2 separate regions of the Homo sapiens genome follow, and region 2 is linked to region 1. Evidence: chromatin loops called from intact Hi-C (ENCODE). Cell type or tissue: ovary. All regions are shown on one strand. Links, peaks and the distances in the headings refer to the core of each region. The heading gives the core; the rest is flanking DNA. Region 1 has its middle 44 kb from the start of UACA. Region 2 overlaps UACA (uveal autoantigen with coiled-coil domains and ankyrin repeats).

Region 1 (8,338 bases), core at 114-8,113:
TTATAAGACATCTTACGCTTTTGAAGATTTCCATATAATGCAATGATTTTGTCCATCCATCCTTATATCTATTTTTTCTATTTCATCTGTTTATTCAATAAATTCCTAATGTACACTCAGTTGGTGCTGGAGGAGGTTAAGAGGAGTAAAGCATGGCTCTTGCCTCCAAGGAGCCTCAGAGGTGAGAAAAGAGATAGGAGTCTAGGTGAGAGACCAGCCCTAGACAAGAACAGGGAAGAAATGAGAACATTCTGCCTAAGGTGGAGCCGGTGTGGTAGGGAAGCAGTGGCAGGTATCAGAGAAGGAGAGACGCTAAAGACAGAAAATAGATTTAGTGGCTGCCTTGCGGGTGGGCAATGAGGGAGAAGGGACCAGGATGATAAAAATGAACATCAACTACTAAATATTTAGTGTCATCATCATCATTATTAACAGCCTGCATTTATTTATTTGTTTTGTATTTTTTTTTGAGACGGAGTCTTGCTCTGTTGCCCAGGCTAGAGTGCAGTGGCGCGATCTTGGCTCACTGCAACCTCCACCTCCTGGGTTCAAGCGATTCTCATGCCTCAGCCTCCCGAGTAGCTGAGATTACAGGCATCTGCCCCCATGCCCAGCTAATTTTTGTATTTTTAGTAGAGGTAGGGTTTTGCCTTGTTGGCCAGGCTGGTCTCAAACTCCTGACCTCAAGTGATCCACCTGCCTCGGCCCAAAGTGGTGGGATTACAGGCGTGAGCCACCGCACCCGGCCTAACAGCCTGGACTTATTAAACACTTCCATCATACCAGGTGTTGGGAACAGGCCCCCAAAACCTGGCCATAAACTGGCCCCAAAACTGGCCATAAGCAAAATCTCTGCAGCACCGTGACATGTTCATGATGGCCATAACACCCACACTGGAAGGTTGTGGGTTTACCGGAATGAGGGCAAGGAACACCTGGCCCACCCAGGGCGGAAAACCGCTTAAAGGTGTTCTTAAACCACAAACAATAGCCTGAGAGATCTGTGCCTTAAGGGCATGTTCCTGCTGCAGATAACTAGCCAGACCCACCCCTTTATTTCGGCCCATCCCTTCGTTTCCCATAAGGGATAATTTTAGTTAATCCCATTTCCCATAAGGGATACTTTTAGTTAATTGAATATCTATAGAAACAATGCTAATGTCTGGCTTGCTGTTAATAAATACATGGGTAAATATCTGCTGAGGCTCTCAGCTCTGAAGGCTGTGAGACCCCTGATTTCCCACTTTACACCTCTATATTTCTATGTGTGTGTCTTTAATTCCTCTAGCGCTGCTGGGTTAGGGTCTCCCCAGCCGAGCTGGTCTCGGCAACCAGGCACTGTTCTAAGCACTTTATAAGCATGAATTCATTTAATCCTCACAACCCAATGAACCAGGCACTGCCATATGTCTGTATTTCAGGTGAGGAAATGGAGGCAGAGAGAAATAAATAACATGTCCAAGGTGATGCAGCTAGTCAGAGGCAGGGGCGGGGTAACTCTCTGGTATCTAAGTGTCCAAGAGGTTGTCTCCCACAAAGATAGGAAACTGGAGGGAGATACACATTAATAGTTTTAGAAATGTGTGATTTGAGATGCCTGGGGTCATCCAGTGGAGAGTTCCAGGAGGGAGCTGTATGTATAGGAGGGAGGCCAAGCAGAGCATCTGCCTGGAAATAGTTTAAACACCACCAGCATCTCCATGTGGCAGTGGAAGCTGTAGGTCTGGTGTGGAATATCACGGATGGGGCCAAGGTGAAGACCCAAGAGTGAAGAGGCATTAGGAGGAAGAGGACCCAGATAGGGATTGTGAAAATGAGTGATTAAAAAGCTAAGGTATGAACCAAGAACAAGCAGTATCATAGAAGGTGAGGGAGTGAAGAGTTTCCAAAATCAGGCAATGCTCAAGTGCATCAGATACCACCACCAAGACAGCATTCAGATGAAGCTTGAAAAGCAGTCACTAAGGTAGACATTCAGGAAGTTTGACAACTAATGGTCTTGACAAGCACAGTTTTGTGGCATATGAACTCTAGCTCCCAAAGCACCCAGATCAGTGGTTTTCAAACTCTGGTACAAGAGAATCTTTTGATGGTTTAAAGAAATGCAGATTCCTGGAACCTATGAACCTGGGTTCATAAGGTTGAAGGCCAGGCCCAGGAACCAGAACTGTTTAAAAGTTGCCCCACCAGGTGATTCTGACATCGGTGGTTTTGACAAGCATGGCCCTGAAGACACAGCATTTCTTTTTCTACCTGCCCCAGGTTCTGGTTTCTTATTAAATGATCTACAACCTCTCTCTGGGAAATCAACATATGAATGGCCAACCTTTCAGTTCACACCTTCCCCCAAGGGCTTTGCACACTTATGTGCATACACAGAATAGGTAAGAAAGATATTTATACCTGACAGAAACACTTATAAGTAAGTATAAATACCTATGAGTAATCCAATGAAAGAGGAGACTAGAATAATAAAAATGGCTCTCAAATACATTTATATTTACTCTTCAGGACAAAGTGTAGAAGGAACATAGAGGAAAGAGTAGTAAACTCAGCTTGGAGGTGTTGGCTAAGGCATTCCTGAGAAGGTGACATTTGAATTAGGCCTTGAAGGATGAATAAGAGTCCATGAAGCAAAGAAAGGGAAAAGGATTCCAGGCAGAGGAAGAGCAGGTGCAGAAGTACAGAGACATGAAGGAGCACAGTGGTTTCGGGAAAGGTGAGAACTGCACTGTGGCTGGAATAGAGGAAACGGGGTGGAAGAGAGGGTGTAGAAACAAATGGAATAATGGTGAACCAAGTTGGAAGGCTTCATTGGGCAGCCCTTTGGCGGGTCCTCACCCTTAGGTATTTGGGCTTCATCTTGAAAGAAATGGAGAGTCCACACGGTTTTCAAGCAGGGACTTGTAAATTTGATAGCTAAGGATATCAACGGTGGGAAGGCTAGGAGACCTCTTCCTGTTCGACTTTTCCAGCATCCAGCAGAAGAGGGATCTCTACTAGAGAGAGAATCCTGGAATTCACATGGTACTTGCAGACACAGCTTTTGAGTTTGTTTCTTCTAAGCTATGAAACCTAAAGATTCTAGTTTTGGAAATGAAGCATGGGAAAGAGGAGGGAGATAAAGAGGGGGGAGAAATAACATTCAACTCCAATTCCTCAAAGGAAAAAAAAAGTATAATGTCTCTTTATCGAAACATGTATTTAAAATAATCACAAAAAATTAAGTTCAGTTTTTGCAGAGTGGGCTACTGGAGGAGAACCATAAATGACCAAAGAACAACAAAGCAGAAAAAATAAGCAGAGGAGAAAGAATATAAAAACAGGAAGTCAGCAGGCAGCAGTTCCCCATGAGGTCACTGGCAAAGGCCCAGGGGCCTCTTCTCTACAGGTCACGGGTGGGGAAGGGAAAGCTGGGACGCAGGCCTTTTCTCATAGTCATGGGCACCGAACAGGGCAGAACACAGGGTCAATGCCAGACACACCTGGCAATTTTCAAAAACTGTTTCTATGTGGGATGGGGGTGGGGTGATCTCAAGGCTGCCCCGCTGGAGGCAAAGAAGCCTGGTTCAAATCAGGAGCTGAGTCGCCCCTCTGGGTCTGTCATTAAGCGATTGTGTGACCTGGGCAAGAGCCTCCACCTCTCTGGCCTGTTTCCTCACCTGGGATTTAGTATGATTGGCAAGGCCTCCACGCATGGGTGGCCAAGGGGCATGTTGAAATCCACTGTGCACTCTGGCATGAGCTGAAACCAGGAAGAACAATTTTTCCAATTTATACCAAAACATTGTTCTGCCAGCCAAACCCACAGCCTCCGGAGATGGGACCACTCAGAGAGGTCCCTTTTTCTCCTTCATATGTAGGAATTTCCTGGGCAAACAGTGGCACTGAAATGAGGTGGTGTGGAGGCAAAGAGGACCAGGTCGGAAAGAAAGGGTGAAGCCACCCTGGGGAGAGTCTTGGATGCTGTGATAAAGAATTTAGACTTGTTGTTGAAAGAAATGGAGAGCCAGATCTGCCTAAGGTCACTTGCCTGCCCCCAAGGCCTTCTCCTGACCACTTGCACAAGGGAGAGCCCCTGCTTCCACCGACACCCCACTTCCCAACACAGCAGGCTGTCTCAGCCACCCTGGGGGTGAGTGCTGGGTTTTGGCATGAACTTCATTATGCCTGCTGCGATGGGAAGGAGCTGAAACAGCTCCAGCACCCACTTCCATGTCCAACCTTACCTAGGTCCGCTGAGGCTGGCCCAGGTACACAACCCAAAGTAGGGGGCAGCTAATGCCCCATGGTGTGAACTTTGAGCAGTGAGAGACCCAAGTAACAGATAGGTTCTTGATGATTCTCCCTAACACACTGCTCTGAGGTGCAATGGCTTTATGTGGCCTCCCCAGAGACTCTAGTGTGGCTTGGTGATTCTTTCTATTTCATGGGGTGCCACAGCCAGCTTTATTATCCCACTTTGTTGGTTTTCACTATTTCTTTTTTTCTTTTCTTTCTTTCTTTTTTTTTTTTTTTTGAGACAGACTCTTGCTCTGTCGCCCAGGCTAGAGTGCAATGGCACGATCTTGGCTCGCTGCAACCTCCGCCTCCCAGGTTCAAGCGATTTTCCTGCCTCAGCCTCCCGAGTAGCTGGGATTAAAGGCATGTGCCACCACGCATATGCCACCACGCCCGGCTAATTTTTTTTATTTTTAGTAGAGACGGGGTTTCACCATGTTGGTCAGGCTGATCTTGAACTCCTGACTTCAAATGATCCACCCGCCTCAGTCTCCCAAAGTGCTGGGATTACAGGCGTGAGCCACTGCACCTGTCTGGTTTTCACTATTTCTCTGCCTCATTTCCTCTTCCTCTCACACTTCATAAGCTTTATCATGCGAGTGCTGCCTTTTTTTTTTTTTTTTTTTAGGAGAAATGGGTTATGATAGAGGGCCGGGCAAGGTGGCTTATGTCTGTAATCTCAGCACGTTGAGAGTCTGAGGCAGGTGGATCACTTGAGGTCAGGAGTTTGAGGCCAGCCTGGCCAACATGACAAAATCCCTTCTCTACTAAAAATAAAAAAATAAAAAAAACATATACTGGCCATCTTGCTGGCCCTGTCTAGTGAGGGTTTGCCACATTCGTAATGTTACATTTCTTGCTTTTGAGTATGTTAGAACAAACTCATACGCCTTACAAATATTTGGGCAGTAGAATCAAGAGAGCATGGAGTCAAACAGGCCACTCTTCGAATCGTAGTCCCATCGCTCACTATCTCTGTAAAGTTCTCTAAGAAGACCTGACTTCTCCATCTCTTAGTTTCCTCCTCCATGAGATGAAGATAATCAAACGTACTCCATTGAGTCAGTGGTGATCAAATTAAATGAGATGATGTACGTGGGTTACTTAGCATATTGCTGGACATACAGGATGAGCTGGCAAGGGTGTTTTTGTTGTAATGATTAGGAAAATTGAAGCGTAGGAGACTTTTGGGTCAGTGTCCTGGGAACAGCAACTGCAGAGAGGGACTGCAGGACTCAGGCCTGAGGGAGGGGCAAAACGCCAGTGGCTGAGGCCAGTCTGAAAGATTTCCCAGACTAGATTCCAAGTGTGGGGATGGGGAATGACATGAACAATAATCCAGGTCTCCTCTGGAACCCATTTCATCTCCAAGGCTGCATAGGCCCACTGAGCCACCCACGCTGACCTCAGCCCAGAGCAGATCTGCCTCCTATCCCTGAATGATATTTCCACCGCTGCTCCTGTCCCCATTTTATCCTTAGAAAGAACAGGCTTCTTGCCTGCTTGTTTTCACTGTGGCCTTGGTATTGAAAGCTAAAGGCATGATTTGGCAGAAGGTAAAGCCCGGGGAAACCTAGGACAGAGGCTCTTGCTGCCCACAGCCTCAGCAGCCTGCAGACACATCTGATGCCAGCTTGGATGTCAGAGACTACAAGGTCATTGTCACACGTGCATGGTGGTGCTACCGCTTGAGCCCTTTGTTTATTTTTATTGTTCTACTGCTACCGGTGGTAAGAGACTACCAGTGGGGAAAGGTGGGAAGGAGAGGGGAAGAGATTTCTACCCCTTCCCCATTTCCCTGTGTCTTTACTGCTGCCCCACATCTGGAGCTAAGCAGTTGGGTTTGAGGGAACTGAAGCAGGCTGGAGAATGTGGTACTATGGGTCATAGACAGGCTTAAGGGAGGCCTTCGTTTTGTTCTGTTTTTGTTTTTTTTTTTATGATGGAGGAGTGTGCACATGGAAAGAGCCAGAGAGAGAGAGAGAGAGAGAGGGAGATGAAAGCTGGTAGAGCAAAGACCCCGAGGAAATATGTGAGGGGTGAAGGCACTGGAATCCAGGGCACTGGGGAAGAGATTCTGGTGTCTATATAGATGGCGCACCCAGTTCTCTGACACTGGTGGGGAGGATGTGAGGGCTGGCAGACCTAAATATTTTTGTGGGAGGGAGGCTGGAAGTAGAGGGATTTCATGCCAGATGGTCTCAATTTTCTTTCTCTTTCTTTCTTTCTTTCTTTCTTTCTTTCTTTCTTTCTTTCTCTTTCTTTCTCCTTCCTTCCTTTCTTTTTGACAGAGTCTCACTCTGTCACCCAGGCTGGAGTGCAGTGGCACGATCTTGGCTCACTGGGCTCAAGCAATTCTCCTGCCTCAGCCTCCTGAGTAGCTGGGACTACAGGCGCACGCCACCATGCCTGGCTAATTTTTGTATTTTTAGTAGAGACAGTGTTTTGCCATGTTGGTCAGGCTGGTCTCGAACCCCTGACTTCAGGTGATCCACCCACCTCAGCCTCCTAAAGTGCTGGGATTACAGGCGTGAGGCACCGCGCCCAGCCAGGCAGGATGGTCTCAATTTTTGCTGGGAGCTAGGAGGCAAAGCCATCTGCTGAGAGGAGACTTGAGGTAAGGATGGAAATTAAGGAGTAGTGGGGAAGGTCTGGAATAGCCATCGTGGGGACAGGAAAGGATGCTTCCTAGAGGCAGGTCAAAGGATTGTACAGATGCACTGAGGACTGTGAATTTACAATTTATCCCTGAGCAGCACTGAGCAGTACAGACCTGGGGTCCAAAAAGGTAGAGGATGGGATTAGCCCCAGGATTGCTACCTATGCATGAGACCTACAGACATTATTGTGGAAAGTATCTTGAGCAATGCTTCATGTCTAAATAGTTATTAAGCCCAGACCTTTCTAATTCATCTCCTGGGAGCAGTCAGAAAGTAAGTGGCTCGGTCAGAAGGTAAGTGGCTCACACCATCGGGCCATCCCACCCCCGTGTGCCACTTCATCTTCCTCTGCCCCCAGGGTCAAGTGACTGGTATTGCGGGCAGCTCAGACGCTGCAGGAGCAGATGGCCAAGTAGGTAACCCCTGCCTCTTTGGCATGATCTGTCTGTCTGTGACCCCTGCACATGGACCCCAGGGGCCACACACAGCCAACACAGAGCGGGGGCCCTGATTGCCTGAGTTTATGGGCTCTTTAAACACCAGGCTTATAGTCCTTCATGTAGCCGGGCCCAGATCTCAGCCAATCAATCAAAAGCCGGTCATGGGATGTCACTGTGCTTCCTCTCCAACACATGGAGAAGGCCAGCCTCCCCGGTGCCAAGGCCAACATCCCTGGTCCCAAGGCCAGCTTTATTAAGTGGAGCTTGTTCTTAGAGGTCTTATTAATTGATATACACCCAAATGTATCTGTGTTTCCACAAATCAGTTGTTTCCCAAAAGTCCCCCTGTGGATGAAAAAAGCTAGGGGACAGGGTGACTTGGAAATATGTCTCCTGGCATAAGGCAGATGATTTATTGGTAGAAAAACCAAATTGGGGTCATTTACTGTCCTTACATAAAATAGTTTCATGCTTGGTACTGACCTACCTTTCCAAGATCCTGTGAGCATGCAGATGTCAACCAAGCAGCTCAGCCTTCTAGGAGAGACATGAGCCATGTGAACTCACTATGTTCTCACTTTTTTTTTTTTTTTTTTTTTTTTTTTGAGACAGGGTGTTACTCTGTTGCCCAGGCTGGAGTGCAGTGGTACAATCACGTCTCACTGCAGCCTTGACCTCCCAGGCTCAAGCAGTCCTCCCACCTCAGCCTTCAGAGTAGCTGGGACTACAGGTATATGCCACCACACCCAGCTAATTTTTTTAAAATTATTTTTTGTAGAGATGTTGGTCTCACTATGTTGCCCAGGCTGGTCTGGAACTCCCGGGCTCAAGCAATCCTCCTGCCTCGGCTTCCCAAAGTGCTAGGATTTACAGGCATGAGCCATTGCTCCTGGCTCCACTTATTTAAAAAGATAAAGGGTGAAAAATAAAAATCGAGGAAAACTCACCTAGCTTCGT
Region 2 (8,338 bases), core at 22-8,021, 56 kb before region 1:
TACAAGTCCAGGTGATTCAGTTTAGAGAAAATGAATTCTCTAATTCATATAATTCTCAAATATTCACGAATATATGCTGAATTTTTTGTTTACGCTTTTTATGCAACCTAGTGCCTGGCATAGTACTGTATGTATACACCTACACCAAGCTAGGCTGACACTGGACCCAAGGTGGGGCAGTCTGCAAGGGGGCTGGATAATGGTCCTCAAGAGTGACAGAAGAAAATGGGGGCAATTTAAATGGCTTAATATTTAATTAAGAACTTCAATAAATTTCAATTCTTAGCTGTAAAGAAAAGTCAAAAAAAAATTCAACCCACAAACAGGAAAGTATTTACTTAGCAGCAGAATACAGAAATTGAGCATCTCTCTAAGTGTAGTCTATACACCACTATGCACGTGACCCTCCTGCTGGCACAAGGACAAACATGGGTGACACAGTCTTCTGGCAGTTCCTTCTACAGTTCCAGAGTGTTCTGCATCAGTCTGCAGCAGGGACAGATGCAGCAGTGAAGCCTGGGGCATGAAGTTAGAAATTAAAAAGGAATAAAAGCCCAACAGAAGCCAGCTCCAAAGCTCCGGTACTTGGCTCACCCTAATGACAGGACAAATTTATAGAGTGCAGGTCCTTGCATACAGCCTGCAGTCACATGCCTGCACACCAACATTCTCTTCCTACCTGCCCCTACCCCTCCCTTTCCCTGTTCATTCTACCCCTCCCTTTCCCTGTTCATTCCCTAGAGATGCTCATCATAGAAATGCTCTCTGTAGCTCAGAGGAACACTAGGCTCCGATTTCATACACTGTCCTGCATACAGTTTCCTTTCTAAATAAATGTACTGATATTTAAGTGTTTATAAGTGAGATATTTAAAAGAATATTCCAATTATTAATAGCACCAGTATTTCATGGATGTGACAAAAAATCAAGATAATGCATTAATATTAATGAAGTTTGTAAAAAAAATTATTTCTTCCAGCTCTGCTTCATCTTCACAAGTCCTATTACCCTTAAGTTTCCTCTTAAAACTAACTTTAAAAGTTAGTTTCAAATATCACTCATATTGTAGATACATGCTATAGTATTTAATGGTAAAATATCATTCTACAACTTCCTTCCAAATGGTTCAGTGAAAGATATGAGTGAGTGTGCATTTATTATGCTTTTATTATACATATATAGAGTGAATGCACCAAAATGTTAACTTTCGGATCTAAGTAGCATGCAGGTGGATCCTAGTTCATTGTGCTATTCTTTCAAATGTTATGTATGTTTCAATTTTTTCATAACAAAAAGTTGGAGAAAACAGGGCCGGGCGCGGTGGCTCATGCCTGTAATCCCAGCACTTTGGGAGGCCGAAGTGGGCGGATCACCAGGTCAGGAGATCAAGACCATCCTGGCTAATATGGTGAAACCCCGTCTCTACTAAAAATACAAAAAATTAGCCGGGCGCGGTGGCGGGCGCCTGTAGTCCCAGCTACTTGGGAGGCTGAGGCAGGAGAATGACGTGAACCCGGGAGGTGGAGTTTTCAATGAGCCGAGATCACGCCACCGCACTCTGGCCTGGGCGATAAGCAAGACTCCGTCTCAAAAAAAAAAAACAAAAACAAAAAATTAGCCAGGCGTAGTGGTGGGCACCTGTAGTCCCAGCTACTCAGGAGGCTGAGGCAGGAGAATGGCGTGAACCCAGGAGGCGGAGCTTGCAGTGAGCAGAGATCGCACCACTGCACTCCAGCCTGGGCGACAGAGGAAGACTCCGTCTCAAAAAAAAAAAAAAAAAAAAAAAGTTGGAGAAAACAAATTAGCTACCTGCTAAAAATCTGTGCTTATAAAGATTATTAGCATAGTAAGTTAAACTTTCAAGGGTATTTATCAAACATCATCATCAGAACATTGAGCTATTCACCCGAACTGAATATAAATATGTGCACTTCAAAAAAAATAAAATAAAAACACTAAATTGCTAACATACAGGAAGATATGGACAGTGCTCTCTCTCTCCCTCTTACAGCGTAATTACCATTCAATCAGGGACTGAACAGTGCATCAAACCCAGGACATTTGGAAATCACAAGGGGCTAGCAGGCTGGGTTTCTGACCACGTGTCTGTTGACTGTGACTTTGGTAAGTCACAACTTCTTCAGGGTTTCAGGTGGCCTGTGTTTCTCCAACTTGGGCCCTCCTCTCCATCCCTTCCAGCATTGTAATGATGCAGGCCCTCACTAATTCTTGCCTATAATATTTCAGCAGCTTCATAACCAATCCACCTGTCTCCAGGCTAGACCCTCTCAAATCCATCCTCAACAGAGCTACCACAGTAATCCATCTAAAACACGTTTGATTTTGGAATTTCCCACTTCTGGAACCACAGGAAGAAGTCCCAACAACTCTTGAAAATGGCCATTTTTAAAGCTATTCCAAGATCTACCCCCAAACCTCTACTTCCTACTTCCCACCCAATCCCCTTGCTATTGTTCTAGGATCCTCCCTTGCTATTTTTCTAGTATCCAATTTCCCCTTCCCCCAGCTCTGAGCTCCGTGATATTTCCTCTTCTCTATGCCTTTGCTCTTGTTGTTAACTCTGAAAGAAATTTAACCTTTCCTAGATCACTCCTATCCACTTCTTTCAAATCTCAAGAAGCTCACCCTGGCCAGGTGTGGTGGCTCACTCCTATAATCCCAAAACTTCAAGAGGCTGAGATGGGAGGATCGCTTGAGCCCTCAGGCGTTCGAGACCAGCCTGGGCAACACAGTGAGACCCCTGTCTCTACAAAAAATAAACAAAATTAGTCAGGCATGGTGGCGTATGCCTGTAGTCCCAGCTACGCACTTGCTGCAGTGAGTCAAGACTGTGCCACTGCACTCTAGTCTGAGTGACAGAGCAAGGTCCGGTCTCAAAAAAAAAGGTCACCCTGCAGATTGGTGTCTCAGGAGCTAGAGAAGAGTAGGTGGAAAGCAGTTGCTTAATGGATACAGAATTTTCTTCTAGAGTGATGAAAATGTTTTGGAAGTACGTAGAGATGGTGGTTATACAACAATGTGAATGTATTAAATGTCATTGAATCGTTCACTTTAATATGACTTATTTTATGTTTTGACAATCTCATCTCAATTTTTAAAAGACAGCAGCAGCAGCAGCTTATCCTACAAAAAAAACCCTCAATGACTCCCCACTCTTCTGCCCCAGACTAGATCAGTACCTTGTACAGTCCTCTATCACAGCACTTATTACCTTATATTATCTGCTCATGGAGCTCCCCCACAAAACTATGAGCCTCTTCTTATCTTCCTCATCCTCTCACCCTGCAGTGCTTAGCCCAAGTGCTCAATAAATTTTTTTCATAATTGAAAAATAGAGATACCACTTATCTCCCTCAGGAAAAGGGCTAAAGCAGGTGGACTTTTGAAGATCTAGGCTATATAAAAGCCTATTAATTGGAAAGGAAAAGATTAGGAAGATTGCTGTCAATCTGGTTATAAAGGACAACAATGGCATGACCTCTGGTAAGACTTTTCAGTTAGCAATATAAACATGTATTGAGTTACCTATATAAAGCACCGTATTAATATGCAAGCCCTTAATATGCCTTGTATCATTTAATGCTCACAACTACTCTATGAAATAAGTATAACGATTAATCCTATTTTCCAAATGAAGAAACAAACATATTTAAGTAACTTGCCTAAGGTCACAAAGCTGGTTACCAGGAGTGGCAAGGCTCACACCCAAGACGTGCAGGCTGCAGAGTTTGACCCTGTATCATCAATGTGCTAACCTGCACCTTCATGCTGCTCCAGGTATGATTTCAAGAGCTATGAATGGACATTCTCTGGCCCACAATTGTCTTTTCTAAGACTGAGAAACACTTCATTTTCCTTGTTTACCTACTTATACATGGCCATGAATGCTATTTATATTTCATAAAGTGCTTTTTTAAAATATAAAATGTTAATTTTTAAAAAAAAACAAAGAGAAGAATCATTTAAAAAGGATTTGTCATTTAAAAACCTCTAACATGGCCGGGCACAGTGGCTCACGCCTGTGGGAGCCAGCACTTTGGGAGGCCGAGGCGGGCAGATCACCTGAGGTCAGGAGTTCACGACAGGCCTGACCAACATGGAGAAACCCTATCTCTACTAAAAATGCAAAAAATTAGCTGGGTGTGGTGGCGCGTGCCCATAATCCCAGCTACTCGGGAGGCTGAGGCAGGAGAATCGCTTGAACCCGGGAGGCAGAGGTTGCGGCGAGCCAAGATCACGCCATTGCACTCCAGCCTGGGGCAACGAGAGCAAAACTCCATCAAAAAAAAAAAAAAAAAAAAACTTCTCACGTGTAAATCAGGAAGTGTTTGTGGGCTATTCTTATACACAGCTGAAAAGATCAGAGTGTACTGGCTTTACTACAACCACACCCACAGGGCCTCCCCACTGGGACTCATTTTCAAAGTACCTCAACATCTGCACAAAGTAGGCACCCTGCTAATGCGAAAACCATATGAAATAACAGCATGCTGGAAGAAAAGTTAAACACTCCTACTTTTTTAAAAGTGTAGAAAGCATGATGTATTATATGTGTTCTTGTTCTCTCTCCCCTCCCCCCCACCACTTATCTCTCTCTCTCTCTAGAGCTCTCTTGGAATGTCTCTCTCTAGTAAAGAGAAAATGTCACAATCTGGTAAGAAGAAAATTAAACAAGAGTCAATGAGATTTTTTTTTTAAAATGATTTGTGCATCTGCAAGGGAAAACCTTACTACAGAGGTAATATAAAAAACCTTGACAATATATAAATATGGTCAATATTAAAAACGCATCATCTCCTCAAAAGTGTACACAGTTGTAGATACACACACACACACCCCTCCAAATAAAACCAAGGATGACAGTATAATATACTGGGTAAGTATACATGCATACAAAGCAAAATGACAGAAGGGGCAGTGTGACAGTATTAATATCTAACAATGTAGAATTCAAAACAAAAGTTATAATGCAACAAATTAGAGGCTTTTATACGACAAGTTACACTCTACAATGAATATAAAATAGCCAAGAACCTTAATGTATCAATTATCACAAAATTAAATACATGAAACAAAAACTGTTTTAAATATCAGGGAAGGTAACAGAAGCACAGCTATAGTGAGACAGACATTACTCTAAAGCGACGGCTGGCCAAGTAGCAAAAATAAGGACGTATAAAGCTCTTACAGATCAACATGAACAGGGCATCAGCAGAAAAAATGGTCAAAGAAAATGAACAATTCCTAAAACAAGAAATGAACGCAGCCAATAAGCACAGAAATATGTTCACCCTCCCTGGAAATCAAAAACATGGATTAAGCCAAACTATTTTTTTCTATCACATTTAAAAATGTTTTAAATAACAGAATCTATTATTGGAAGGATATCAGGAATGCAACAATTCCACATATCTCTGGAGGGAACACAGATTGGTTTTGGAATTTCCCATAAAATGCCTCCTCTCTCCCCTTCTCCAATTTTTTTGTATATATGGCTTAAGGTGTAAATCCCATAGCATTAAATTTGAAACATCAGTTCACAATGGTAAGGACATGGGTTCCAAAGCCAGGCTACCTAACTCTTCACTTATTAGCTATAGTGTCTTGGGCAGGTAAATTATTTAACTTGCATCTGAAATGATGGCAATAGTACCTACTTCTTAGGGTTGCGGTGAGGATTGAGTTACTAGCACTTAGAACAATGCCTGGGAAATACATGCTCAATAAATCTTGGCTATCAGCACATGGATTTCTCACAAGCAGTTTCTTTCTAAGTAACTCACTAGCATTTACTGAGTACTTCTAATTGGGACATTTGTATGTGCTCAAATAATTTCAAATTACTTATAATTTTTTTTGTTGCTGTTGAGACAGAGCCTCGCTCCATCGCCCAGGCTGGAGTGCAGTGGCGCGATCTCGGCTCAATGCAAATTCCGCCTCCCAGGTTCACGCCATTGTCCTGCCTCAGCCTCCCGAGTAGCTGAGACTACAGGTGCCCACCACCATGCCTGGCTAATTTTTGTATTTTTAGTGGAGACAGGGTTTCATCATGTTGCCCAGGCTGGTTTCGAACTCCTGACCTCAAGTGATCCGCCCACCTCGGCCTTCCAAAGTGTTGGGATTACAGGCGTGAGCCACTACGCCCAGCCTATATTTGGTTTTCTACAATGAACATGTATGACTTTTGTGGGACAGTCATTTATCCTAACTGGTTGAGACATTCACCTGCGCTCTCTCAAGGATACCTGGCCAGGTCCCATTCAATTACAGACAGTCCCCAACTTATGATGGTTAGACTTAGGATTTTTTGACTTTACAACAGTACAAAAGCTACATGCATTCAGCAGAAACTGTATGTACTTTGAGTACCCGTACAACTATTCTGTTTTTTCACTTTCAATAGAGTATTCGGTATTGAATTCATGAGATATTCAATACTTTCTTATAAAATAGGCTTTGTGTTAGATGATTTTGCCCAACTGGAGGCTAAGTGTTCTGAGCATGTTTAAAGAAGGTTAGGCTAAGCTATGATGTTGTGTAGGTTAGGTGTCTTAAATGCATTTCGACTTACAATATTTTCAACTTAAACTGGGTTTACCAAGACATAACCCCATAATAAGTCAAGGAGCATCTGTATAAAAATACAACTCATCGATCCTTTGCCAGTGCCTTTGGTCACTCAGCTACATCAGTTCATCTTCTGCATATCATCTTGGAGACTGTATCATTTGAAAATAAGTCAATGTCAACAATATTTAGGATTTCTGACAATAAAACAAAGCCAACAGACAAAACTGTTTGTGTGACTACAAACAATCCAATTTATTCTTGTGTTTTGGGGCTACATTTTTAAGCCTGGAAGAGACATTATCTTTTCTAATGATATAAAAGCTATATAAAGCTTTTAATTGTATTATGATTAAGGAAAATAAGGCAATGAGTATTATATCCTATTGTTCCATTTATAATTTCAGGCAGCACATTTCAACCATCCATTTTTAGGCAAATTCCCCACAGAAATCAATTTGACTTCCTTTGCATAAATAAGCACGTGCAGGTGGAAATTTCAATAATATGCTGTATCCTTTAGGTGGCAGGACAAACATTTGCAAAACTGTAACAGGACAGTAAAAGTTTCCATATGATAGTGATGAAACAATACATGTTATAACGTTCAAATCTATTATTCTTGGATCTAGTTTACCAAAGATACAAACATAAGTTAAACAGGGCTGATAAAATCAAAATTTTGCTGGCTATTAGCTAATTCTAGAGAGGAAGGGAGAAGCAGAAAGATGAACTTATAAACTCACTAATAGGATAATTTCTGAAGATGAAACTTTCATGACTAGTCAGTTCTCTCTGAACAGTGATCTAAACTTGTCAAGTAATTTAAATTTTAATTCAAGGTTTAAAAAAAAAAAAGAATGAGGCCGGGGGCAGTGGCTCACGCCTATAATCTCAACAATTAGGGAGGCCGAGGTGGGTGGATCGCCCGAGGTCAGGAGTACAAGACCAGCCTGGCAAACATGGTGAAACCCCATCTCTACTAAAAACACAAAACTTAGCCAGGCATGGTGACAGGAGCCTGTAGTACCAGCTACTCGGGAGGCTGAGGCAAGAGAATCTCTTGAACCCGAGAGGCAGAGGTTGCAGTGGGCCAAGATTGCGCCACTGCACTCCAGCCTGAGCGACAAGAGGGAGACTTATTCTCAAAAATAAAAAAAAAAAAGAATGAATGAAAACCTTCCTTTACCACAATCCCCAAGCTGCACGCCCTCTAACTCCCTATTTTCAATAGAATTCTTATTTGAAGATTTGTCTATGCCTCATCTGTGCCATCCTCTACCATAAAACCAGAATTAGTTTCCAAATCTGATGCTCCCTCAGCTGTATAATTTCACAGCTCCATACCACTGCATTTGCTCTTCTTTTGCTTGGAAAGCCACTGAAATTGTCTTTCTGGCCCAAGCTCACACTCTACCTTTCAACCTTTTTATGGGCTCACTCTACACTCTATGTGCCCCCACAGCAATTTATACCGACTTCTATAATAACTGTTAACATGCCATATTCATTTATTTTTTATATCTAGCTCTTAAAATTCTTGAAGGCTGTGACTAGCTCTTTCTAATTACAGTACAGAAATTTTAGGACATACGCTAAATACAACAGTATCACAAAAGTGAATAAGCATCATGAACCACCCAGCCGCAATTTTTTTTTTTTTGATGGAGTCTTGCTCTGTTGCCCAGGCTGGAGTGCAATGGCATGATCTCAGCTCACTGCAACCTCCGCCTCCCAGGTTCAAGCAATT

Evidence for each region. Peaks named below come from ENCODE experiments on the same cell type or tissue, not always from the same donor. Only the 100,000 strongest peaks of a DNase experiment are listed, where the experiment ranks them.
Region 2: it touches region 1 in a loop (2.4-fold over the local background); 30 of 110 quality-filtered maps call a loop at or near these places.

Annotation. Positions count from the first base shown.
Region 1 is chr15:70,803,824-70,812,161 of GRCh38, forward strand. No RefSeq gene overlaps it. Among named protein-coding and RNA genes, the nearest start is that of UACA, 44 kb to the left of the region's middle. In ovary, for the core only: no CTCF peak of the experiment used is centred there; DNase peaks (open chromatin) are centred at 3,388 and 3,628; H3K27ac peaks cover 560 bases.
Region 2 is chr15:70,747,936-70,756,273 of GRCh38, forward strand. All of the region lies in intron 1 of UACA (uveal autoantigen with coiled-coil domains and ankyrin repeats), which reads right to left. Among named protein-coding and RNA genes, the nearest start is that of UACA, 11 kb to the right of the region's middle. In ovary, for the core only: no CTCF peak of the experiment used is centred there; a DNase peak (open chromatin) is centred at 4,413.